2 separate regions of the Homo sapiens genome follow, and region 1 is linked to region 2. A link is an interaction called in ENCODE POLR2A ChIA-PET data of the cell type or tissue named here. Cell type or tissue: B cell. All regions are shown on one strand. Links, peaks and the distances in the headings refer to the core of each region. The heading gives the core; the rest is flanking DNA. Region 1 holds the start of SFSWAP (splicing factor SWAP). Region 2 overlaps ULK1 (unc-51 like autophagy activating kinase 1).

What was found. Peaks named below come from ENCODE experiments on the same cell type or tissue, not always from the same donor. Only the 100,000 strongest peaks of a DNase experiment are listed, where the experiment ranks them.
Region 1: POLR2A ChIA-PET joins it to region 2 with 13 read pairs; 3 of 35 experiments call an interaction of 5 or more read pairs at or near these places.

The regions. Positions count from the first base shown.
Region 1 is chr12:131,708,937-131,714,303 of GRCh38, reverse strand. SFSWAP (splicing factor SWAP) reads right to left here and starts at 3,214. Exons shown (of 18, transcript NM_004592.4): 1 at 2,857-3,214; 2 at 64-233. The coding sequence starts at 3,074. RefSeq lists enhancers at 2,980-3,049, 3,140-3,429, 3,570-3,659. In B cell, for the core only: no CTCF peak of the experiment used is centred there; DNase peaks (open chromatin) are centred at 2,261 and 3,303; H3K4me3 peaks cover 2,341 bases; H3K27ac peaks cover 1,918 bases.
Region 2 is chr12:131,920,881-131,926,198 of GRCh38, reverse strand. It overlaps ULK1 (unc-51 like autophagy activating kinase 1), which reads right to left. Exons shown (of 28, transcript NM_003565.4): 27 at 4,964-5,099; 28 at 3,049-4,893. The coding sequence ends at 4,838. It overlaps PUS1-AS1 (PUS1 antisense RNA 1), which reads left to right. Exons shown (of 2, transcript XR_001749414.2): 2 at 1,433-1,687. Among named protein-coding and RNA genes, the nearest start is that of PUS1-AS1, 4.8 kb to the left of the region's middle. RefSeq lists enhancers at 568-1,444, 1,546-1,865, 2,026-2,085, 2,496-2,575. In B cell, for the core only: no CTCF peak of the experiment used is centred there; DNase peaks (open chromatin) are centred at 1,148, 1,548, 2,648, 3,598 and 1 weaker place; H3K4me3 peaks cover 1,628 bases; H3K27ac peaks cover 2,252 bases.

The sequences.
Region 1 (5,367 bases), core at 310-5,309, 210 kb after region 2:
ATTTTTAAATACTTAAAAATTTTAAAAAGTTTGTTGCTGAAGTAAGTTTGTCTTGAGCAGTACCTTGCCTTGCCTCCTCCTCAAGCAAGTCCGTATGCAAGGCTAAATACCTCTCTTCATCACACAGGGCCTCTATTCGCGCCTCCTCTTCAGACAGCTGATAATCTCTGTTCCACGTGGAATACTCAGCATCGTACTCAGAAAGGTCATGCAGGTGACCACGTCCATCATATCTGTAATGTGAACAAGCTGGTCAATAAAAGGAAATTAACGTCTAGACTGGTGTGCGTGTGTGATGTTTTATATATGTATATATATATACACACACATACTTACCGATTAAAATAAACAAAAATATTAAAACAAGTATAAAAACTCTTCCCAGATTTATATTTAATTTGGATAGTCATATCTCACCTACTTTTAAACTCAAGTTATCTTAACAAACTCTAAATTCCTTTCCACAGTAAGATAACATTTATAACTAAAGGCAAACAATCCATTAATAGCAAAAATGGTACCCACTTCACTGGCAGTTCTTACCATTATGGTTTGGTCAACCATTCAATGCCACTTGCAAAAAATTATTATTTTTTTCTGAAAAGTTAAATATCATAGCTTACATTCACACAAACCAAATACATAAATACCTATCCGTAAGAACCAAACGGTCGAAATTTCCTCGCTTCTTTCTGCTAGTCCCGAACTCTCAGGAGAGATCTTCACCAAAGAAACTTGCGTCCATTGGAGGTAAAATCTTGGCTAGGCTCGCCCCCTAGCCACTTGGCTGAGGAAATAAGTGCTGGGTTACGTGATAGAGAGACACACATACATTGGAACAGTGACATATACATGCAGTTTAAGGAGGTTCACTGGGAACAGAGCAAAACTATTAGAAGATATGGTATCAATATTTCCTTCTGAACTTTATACCCTCAAGGAAATAACATACATGAAGACACTTCCATGTTTCTCTTGCATGGACCAAACAGTAGTTTGGCCAAATAAGTAATGGGAGCACTTTCTGCTATGCTTTTAACATAAAGGATTCAATGAGGATGCTGTCAACGTGTAACTGTCAGATAATAAATGAATGAGTTAGTGAACTTTACTTAAAACACTCAGGTTTAGGGTTTCAAAAACAAATGTAGAGAAACAAACAAAAGTCTGCTTATTTTTTTAATGCTGACTTTTGTAATGGGAACCAAAAATATTAATGTAGACCAAAAAAGACATTTACAGGAAAAAGGCCCAAAATTCCAAGGTAGTCAAGTTACTGCATTTCATTAAATTTCAAAATTAATTGGATTTTGATGTAAACCTCCTTAACTTACAAATGTAGATTATTATTAAAAATATTATACATGTACATGTGCGGCGTTTGCTCCCCACCAGTTTTGGAAGACCTAACTCAAATCATGTACAGAATGATAGGAAAACTGTACAAAGAGCTCAGACTTCATTGCTTACCAAACTTTAATGATAAATAACACAAGTGACACTTTGGAAAAGCAAGCCTGACAACTCAGGCGACACATTCAATATAAACCATGGTGTGAAGGCACAGCACGCTTGAGCACAGCACGGAGCCATCAGATCCAGACATGATCTGATTCCGCGGCCCTCCCTTCACCAGTTCTCGTTTTCGAGCTCTAATTCCAAAAGGAAACGTCAGGGATGGAAAAAGGCCTATTTGGTCATTAATGTGTCCATTCTGGCCAGCTCAGAGGTCATCCCTACAGTCATGCTCCAGGGCTATGAAGAATCCAGTTTTAATGGTCTCAAACGATGGGCTTTCTTCACGTGGAGAGACTATTCCACAGTTTAATGGTTGGTCATGGTTAGCTTTTCAGTCCGGGCCCCAGAAGTAGCCGAACAGGCAAAAAAGAAAAAAAACCACCCCACAACAACCCCAAAACCCAGAGACGAGGGGAAGGGGGATTGAAAAAATGGGAAGAAAGAGGGGAGCAAACCACCTACATCATGTAATGTTATCCTTTTCAAATCAAACGCCTTTAGAAATCCCTAATCCCAGGCCCCCACTGCCCATAATCGCTAGACACCCTCGAGTGACGACCTAAAGCAGGTTTGATTTGAAAAGAAACAACACATCTATATCCCAGCTCCACCCTTCAGTCTTAAGAGACAGTGAAACCAGCCCTAAGAACACTATCTCTTCCAAGAGCAAGGCCAGGGTCCGCACGAAGTCAAGTGGCCACCAACTGACGGGCAACTTTGCTCACTACCTCAATCTGTCAAACTCGTCGGATTATCACCGGGAAATCAAACGTCATGCCGGCAAAGTACGGGCGCTCCACTGAGGGCTCTGGGGGCATAACAGGTTAAGGCTAACTCACAGGTCCAAGAGACACTTCTAGCCACTGTCTCAGTGAGCGGCGGTTCGGAAGAATAAAGGCACGCCTCCCAGGGTACCCTCCCAGTACACCGAGCAGTGAGAGCGCGGCAAGTAGAAAAGCAGCGCACGACCCCATGGCATCGCCGGGCGGCAGGCCCAGGTGCACTCAGGAAAAGACCCTGGGCACTGGCTGCTTTCACCGCGCGGAATCGCCAACTGCAGCCCAGCGACAGGGTGAGGGGTCGAGAGGGGCTGCGGGACCAGAGACGATCCCTCCGGAGACGGACGCGGCACGCAATTCCAGCCAGTGCCTTAGGGCAGGTTTCACCGTCCCCCTCCCCACCAGAACACCAGGAGGAGGTGGGGACAGGGGAGGGGGTGTCCCCCAGATCCCCGCTGGCTCCAGAAAACTCTCTGCAGTCCTTGCAGTCAAGTCAACATCAGACGAGATCAAGCGGGTGAGGGAAGGGAAGGATCGACGGGTGGGGAGAGGAACCGACCTGTCGATGAGGATCTTGTGGTCCCCCATCCAGGGGATGAGGTGCTGTCCCTGTTCCTGAGCCAGGGCCCGCTCGTCGTCCCGGAACAGCTTGCAGGCATAGCCGAAAACCAAGAGCTCCACTCGGCTGCCCCCACCGCCGGCACCGCCTGGCCCGGCCTCCTCCTTCGCGCCGCTTTTCCTCTCGGGTTTGGCGCGGCCCCCGCTCGCGCCGTACATGACAGCGTCCCCGGCGTCCAGGCTGGTCCTCTTCTGTGCCGCGCGACGTCCCTGATACCTCCACTTGGCCTACCCCTTCAGTCAAAGACCCCGCATCCCGTACCCAACCTCAACACCGCCGCCATAGCGGGCCACAAAATGGTGGAGGGGCAGCTTCCGGCAGGAGAGCCCGCATTTCCGGCGAGCGGACCGGCAGATTCGCCTAGGCTTGGAGCTCTTTTAGCCGCTAGGAAATATTTTGGCTTTAATTTTCGCATTCAGGTGTGCCGCCACAATAGGCGCTGCTGTATTCAGTGGAAAGTGCAATTTTAATGTCCGTTTTATCGGGCAGCCGTCAGGACGTGGCGAAAGCGCAGCGTGGGATCGCGCGCCGGCTTCCGCTGCGGCCAGTCGGGCGGCGACGGAGTCGGAGGGAGGGGCCCGGCGCGCTCTGGGCCTTGGGCGAGTCCTCGTGGGTGGCGGGTTGCTGCAGCCTGCCACATGTGTGGAGGCCTCGGGTCCACCCCGAGCCTCCGCGCCCCTCACCATGTCCGAGTCGCTGGGGCCGTGCGTGCTCTGCCCAGGGTGGCGATGTCCTTTTCCTTGGCCCCGTTTCCTTCTCCATCCCTAGGGGGACTTGGTCCCCGACCCGCCCACCTTTGAAGGTTTCCGAGGCAGCAGAGGCCCCTGCGCTGCAAATCACTCGCGGGTGGCGAGATTTCGGAAACCTGAGACCCTTGTCGCCGGGAGATGGTCTGGCGGGGCAGGGAGACCCCAGTCTGGAGACTGGCCACCTGGATACGGTGCAATTTTGCTTGGTGTGTTTCCTCCTGGGCCGCAGTTTTCCCATCGGTGGTTCCATTAGGATCTTTCGGTCCCTTTTAGCTCAGTAATTTCAGGTCAGACAAAGGGCCTGGAGTGCAAAATCTTAGGCTTTGGGATGGGATGGGATATCCCCATGTTTGCCCTTGAGTGGAAAACGATGACAGATCGTCTCCTTTCTGGGCCTCAGATCCCCTCTCCATAAAAATGGAATCTTTCTACCAGTGATGTTGAAATGAGATAATGTATATGAACCTTTAACTGATTTTTGGAAATTAAGAAACAGGCAGTTCCCACCAAACGTCTTTTGTTGTGGTTTCCCCTGACTGGGTCATGCTTCTGTCTTCATTTGCCAGGCTCCTTACCCAAGTTTAACTCAGTCATCCATTTCTCCACCTGGCCTTATGTGTCTACGTTGTCTGGAGTTTCCCCTCACTGGTGGCTAACTTGTGCCTTCCGATTTGTCTGTGTACCTCTCATCACCACCTTAGGTTACATCCTGTGTTCAGCATCCCACCAGAATTAGCTTTAAGAGATCAGGGACATTGTTGGGGTCACCTTAGCATCCTCAGCACCTAGAATGGTGCTTAGCACACTGTGGGCCAAATACTGGTTAATACCTGTAGAATGAGCCGGGCCAGCAGCTGAGCATGCGTGGCCAGGCCATCATCTTCCTATCTAACTCTACAAGACTGCTCTGCCACTGCTGAGGAAGATGTATGTGTCATGGTTACTTGATAAAAACACTGTTGTTTGCCCCCAGGCATTTACTAGTTTGTTTCGGTGCTGGGCTCCCTTCAAGCTTTCCCTTGGGTTCAGGTGTGGGGTGCTAAAGCAAATAAGGAGGCCATTAGCTTGAGATCAACTCTGTAACACCAGCTCCTATGCAAGCAAACCAAAACCCAATCAAGTAATTTTTCTGCTTCCGTGTTGGGTCTATAAAAGCTTGCTGCTCATGCTGCTGAGTGGAACTCTCTGAACCTCTTCTGCTTCTGCATGCTGCCTGATTCATGAATTGTTTTCTTGCTCGAATAAACTCGAATTTGTTTTGTGTAAAGTTTCTCTTTTAACAGTTCTGGTGTCAGAAATGGGATCTGAAGGCCCCCCTATTCCCTCAATGATGACCTCTGGGAACAGTGACTAAACAGATGCAGGTGCTTCATTGTGCAGGACAGTTCTCTGTATAGCCTTGGGCCTACCCACTTCTCCCTCCTTTTCCTTTGTAGTTTTCAAGAGTAACTGCATAACGAGCTGGGATGCAACATCCTGAGATAGGGAGGGACTGGCTGAAGTAGCCCAGGCTCTGTTCCAGTTCTCCCCTAGAAATAGAAGGTCCTTCAACACTTTAGCCCAGTGATTCATGTGACATGTGGTATGTAATCTGGGTGGGCTGCTCTTCGGGATCTCTTATCTGTGGTGTAAGTGAGGAATACGCAGTAGAGATTTCATCCACCTGGGCAACTTTCTGAGCTTTGGGGGGATTGGCTCACAG
Region 2 (5,318 bases), core at 319-5,318:
TACAAAGGGGGGAAGGTGGGGAAAAGATTGAGAAATCAGATGGTTGCCGTGTCTGTGTAGAAAGAGGTAGACATGGGAGACTTTTCATTTTGTTCTGTACTAAGAAAAATTCTTCTGCCTTGGGATCCTGTTGATCTGTGACCTTACCCCCAACCCTGTGCTCTCTGAAACATGTGCTGTGTCCACTCAGGGTTAAATGGATTAAGGGCGGTGCAAGATGTGCTTTGTTAAACAGATGCTTGAAGGCAGCATGCTCGTTAAGAGTCATCACCACTCCCTAATCTCAAGTACCCAGGGACACAAACACTGCAGAAGGCCGCAGGGTCCTCTGCCTAGGAAAACCAGAGACCTTTGTTCACTTGTTTATCCGCTGACCTTCCCTCCACTATTGTCCTGTGACCCTGCCAAATCCCCCTCTGTGAGAAACACCCAAGAATGATCAATAAAAAATAATAATAAATAAATAAATAAATAAAAATACAAAAATTAGCCAGGCTGGGTGCAGTGGCTCACGCCTGTAATCCCAGCTACTCAGGAGACTGGGGCACAAAAGTCGCTTGAACCTTGGGAGGTGGAGGTTGCAGTGAGCCGAGTTCCCGCCACTGCACTCCAGCCCGGACAACATAGCGAGACTGTCTCAAAAAAAAAAAAAAAAAAAAAAAAAAAGGCCAGGCGTAGTGGCTCACGCCTGTAATCCCAGCACTTTGGGAGGCCGAGGCCTGCGGATCACGAGGTCAGGAGATCAAGACCATCCTGGCTAACATGGTGAAACCCCGTCTCTACTAAAAATACAAAAAAAAAATTAGCAGGATGTGGTGGCAGGCCCCTGTAGTCCCAGCTACTCGGGAGGCTGAGGCAGGAGACTGGCGTGAACCCGGGAGGCGGAGCTTGCAGTGAGCGGAGATCGCGCCACTGCACTCCAGCCTGGGCGACAGAGCGAGACTCCGTCTCAAAAAAAAAAAGGAAATGAGCTCCCAAGCCCTGGGCATAGTGTATGATTCCAACTACGGGACATTCTGAAACAAGAAAAACTACGAGGACAGGAAGACCGGGGCCAGCAGAGCTAGGCTGGGAGAGGGCAACAGGTGGAGCCCAGAGGACCTTAGGGTGATGTGTGGCGTGACACTTCTGCAAAGCCCAGTGTACATCGAGTGACCCCATGATGTGAACTATGGACTTCGGGTACTATGACAGAACCTGTAGTATTAGAAGTGTCCATGATTTTTAAAAATCTAAAATATGAATATTGGGTTCAAAAGCAGAGACAAAGGCACTGCACGAATGTGACGTGTTACTGACAGGGGAGAGGGCAGATCTCTCTGTACGTCCTACTCAATTTTCCTACAGATATAAAACTGCTCTAAAAAATGATATTAACACCAACAAAATTCCATGTTTGTAGTGACCGTCTGGGCATTTCTTTACGTTTCAGAAGTACCAGGAGGATCACGGCGCCCACAGCCTGGCAGCTGCTCCACCACACCTTCTCACTCGGTGCCGAGTGCAGCTGTTCCTGTCTGAGGAGGCTCAGTTTGGAAGCAGCCCCTCTTGGGACTCAGAAATCAAGGTCTCCGCCTTCCCCTTCCTCGAGAACACCAACCTCTCAATGAACTTTCACTTCTTACTGCGGTTAGCAGTTTTTAGCAAGTTATTTTTATCTAATAAAAACAATATATAGTTTTAAAAATGCGAACTCTACAGGAGTTCGAGACCAGCCTGGCCAACATGTGAAACCCCGTCTCTACTAAAAATACAAAAAACTAGCTGGGCGCATGCCCGTAGTCCCAGCTATTCGGGAGGCTGAGGCAGAAGAATTGCTTGAACCTGGGAGGCGGACGTTGCGGTGAGCCCAGATTGCAGCACTGCACTCCAGTCTGGGCTACAGAGTGAGATTTCAACTAAAAAAAAAAAAAAAAAAAAAAGTTGGGGCGTGGTGGCTCACGCCTGTAATCCCAGCACTTTGGGAGGATGAGGCAGGCAGGTGGATCACGGGGTCATATTGAGACCATCCTGGACAACATGGTGAAACTCCGTCTCTACTAAAAATACAAAAACTAGTTGGGCGTGGTGGCACTTGGCCTATAATCCCAGCTACTCGGGAGCCTGGAGAATCGCTTGAACCCGGGAGGCAGAGATTGCAGTGAGCCAAGATTGCACCACTACACTCCAGCCTGGGTGACAGAGGGAGACTGTCTCCAAAAAAAAAAAAAAAAAAAAACAGCCAGGTGCGCTGGCTCATGCCTGTAATCCCAGCACTTTGGAAGGTCAAGGCAGGCAGACCACAACATCAGATTGAAACTATCCTGGCTAATACGGTGAAACCCCGTCTCTACTAAAAACAAAACAAAACAAAAACAAAAATTAGCCGGGCTTGGTGGCTGTAGTCCCAGCTACTTGGGAGGCTGAGGCAGGAGAATCTCTTGAACCTGGGAGGCAGAGGTTTCAGTGAGCCGAGATCGCGCCACTGCACTCCGGCCTGAGCAACAGAGTTACTCATTTCAAATTAAAAAATAAATAAATAAATAAAAAGGGGGAGGCAAAGGATTTAGATGTTCCTCCAAAGACACACAAATGGCCGCCAAGTACCTGTGATGCTCCACGTCATGACCCCTCGGGGAAATGCAAATCAAAACCACACGGCAAGGCCTTGGAGGCCCAGCTGCTCAGAGGCTGCAGTGAACGAACCGTGTTGCTTCTTGGAAGTTAACACACAGCTCCACGTGGCCCCGAAAGCCCCTCCTAGGTGTATCCCCCAAAGGAGTCAAAGCAGGTGCCCAAAGCTATACCAAGGCAGATGCCCTGCCCTCTGGACTCTCTTCACCCTGTGCAGGACCCCCAGCCTGGCGGGAGAGGCTTCCTGTGGCGCAGGGGTTTGCATTGTCCCTCAACACATCCAGCTTCTGCCCTGGGGCTCTGCTCCCAGGGCTGTGTCGACCATTGTGGGCACCTGTGGAGGGGCCCTGGGCTCCTGCGCCTCGGCTGAGAAAGAAAATGACAGAACCCTGAAAACAGTGACAAGCCAACGAAGACAAGTGGTGACACCAGCCCAACAATTCCAAAGGTTTATTTCCTTACGTTGGTATTATACAATATAACGCAAAGGGCAGGAAATCACACAAAATTCGCTTTAAAATAGACAAAGGGTCCAGCACTATCAAGAGAACATTCAACCAGGGGCAGCAGTTGAGGCGCCCAGGACCTGCTTGGACACACGCACATGCGGCCGCGACGGAAGCAAGAGGACCAGGACACCGGGCAAGATCCCCGCAGTGCCAGCTTCCCAGGACTCAGGATTCCAGTCGGCCATGAAGCAATAAATACAAACATGCCCCACAAGGTGAGAATAAAGCCATCAAGGTGATGAGGAAGAAGTCACGGGGATTTTCTTCTTCTAAGTCCAAGCACAGTGGCAATATTTCAAGTATTGCAAAGAAAAACACACGTGTGTGTATTTTTGTCTGTTATGTGGCGTGTGACCCTGGAACCCCCCGCATGGGTCCATGGCCCCACCACTGCCTCCCGCAGACTGGGGACTCGTTCAAGTATCTACTGATTCAGGCAGGGCTAATCGAGGGCTGGGCAGACCAAGGGAGGCCCAGGCGGGGTTTGCAGGGCATGCCCGCCTGGAATCCGGAAGGCAGGCCTCTCTGCAGATGCCCTCCGTGGCCTTGGGCAAGGCAGAGGCAGGGAGGGACAGGGCTGTCATCAGGCCTACCCTGCCGAGGAGCTGACATCAAAACTGACTGTCAAAGCTGGACGGGGAGCTTTTGCACATGTTACTTTTTTCTTTGCATGAAGTATTCCCCTCATCTGCTTCCAGGCCCAGGTAGGGAGGGTGCTGGGCACACACCTGTCCTGCTGCTGCCACAGGGAGGGGCGGCAGGGGACAGCCACCAACACAGGTGTGCAAAGCAGCCTCACCCGCCCGCCACACGCCCCTGTGCCATCTGCCTCTAACCTGGCCCAGTCCTCGCCCTCCCAAAACCAATTCTTAAACACCTACAAGTTTTCTCCTTTAAAGAAAAAATGAGCTGCATAAAAATAAGACACGTTTTAGGAATAAAGTGTGAAAGATTACAAGACGTATCCAGGGCTGAGAGAACACGGTGCCTCTGCTGCCGGTCCCCAGAGGAACGCTTGAACAAAGAACTGCCTCTGCCTCTAGCGCAGGGCCCCACTCCCCCCGGAGCCAGTTCTCCCGCTGAGGTCCAGACCTGGGCAGCAACGTGGTCCGGTGCTCGGGCTTGGGGGGCCCTGGCATGTGTCTGCATATGTGTATGTACAAACACCAGGCCACTGCCAGGAATCGCTGCCCAGCAGTCCCTGGTGAGGTCCAGGTTCTGTCTCTATATGCATAAAGTGCTTGGGTGATTGACAAAGCTGGGTGGGTATCTCGGAGGGAGAGGCTCCTGGAGACTGGGGGACGCCGAGGCCGCAGGCTCTTCCTGGGCACAGTGCCTGCTGACCTTCCCTAAGCAGGAGCTCGCTTTGGCTTTGAGTCGGCAGTGGTCTCAGGCCCTTGCCTGTCCTCCGGGGCTGCCCTGGGGCTAGAGGGTGGTGGCACCCACGCCTGCTGAGCCAGGCAGCTGGAGGGGCAGAAATTCTGTGATCCCCACCTGTAAAAGATGGGAGACACCCCCCAAGCTGTGTGGCTCCAGATGTGCTGGTTCTGCCCCGTGAGCTGCAGGGAGGCCGGCAGGCTGACTGTCCGTGGGGCCCAGGGCAGGGCTCAGCACCAGCGATCAGCGCCATGGGCTTGTCCCGAGGAGTCCAGCCAGCACACAGAGCCCACTCTGCAGGGCTCGGCAGGACGGGGGGCCCAGCCAGGCCAGAAAGGTCAGGCACAGATGCCAGTCAGCAGCGCCGAGAGTCTCCGCTCAATGCACAGCTTGCCTGTGGAGGGAGAGGGGAGTGTGAGGGAGACGCCCAGAGTCCCCAGCCCCCAGCCCAGCCGGGCACTCACACTTGGTGACGTTCTCGATGTCGGCCTGGTCCGAGAGCATGTGCTGCAGCCCCTCCAGGAGCAGCAGGGCCTTGTGGTAGCGTGGGACGCAGCCCTCACGGTGCTGGAACATCTCGTCCAGGGCAGCCGACTGCACCTGGGGGCGAGGACAGAGGCTGGACAGGGCCAGCTCACCCCACTCCCTCCCAGCAAGGGCTGCCCTGCACCCACGGCAGCGGCCCAGGGGTGGCAGATAGGCGCTCAGGGCAGTGACGTGGAGACATAAGTGCTGGTGCAGCCTGCTGTGCAGAGGGGATGGTCACAGGGCCAAGGGGAGACACTGCCTGGAACCAGATGACCCTGGCCAGCGCTCTCA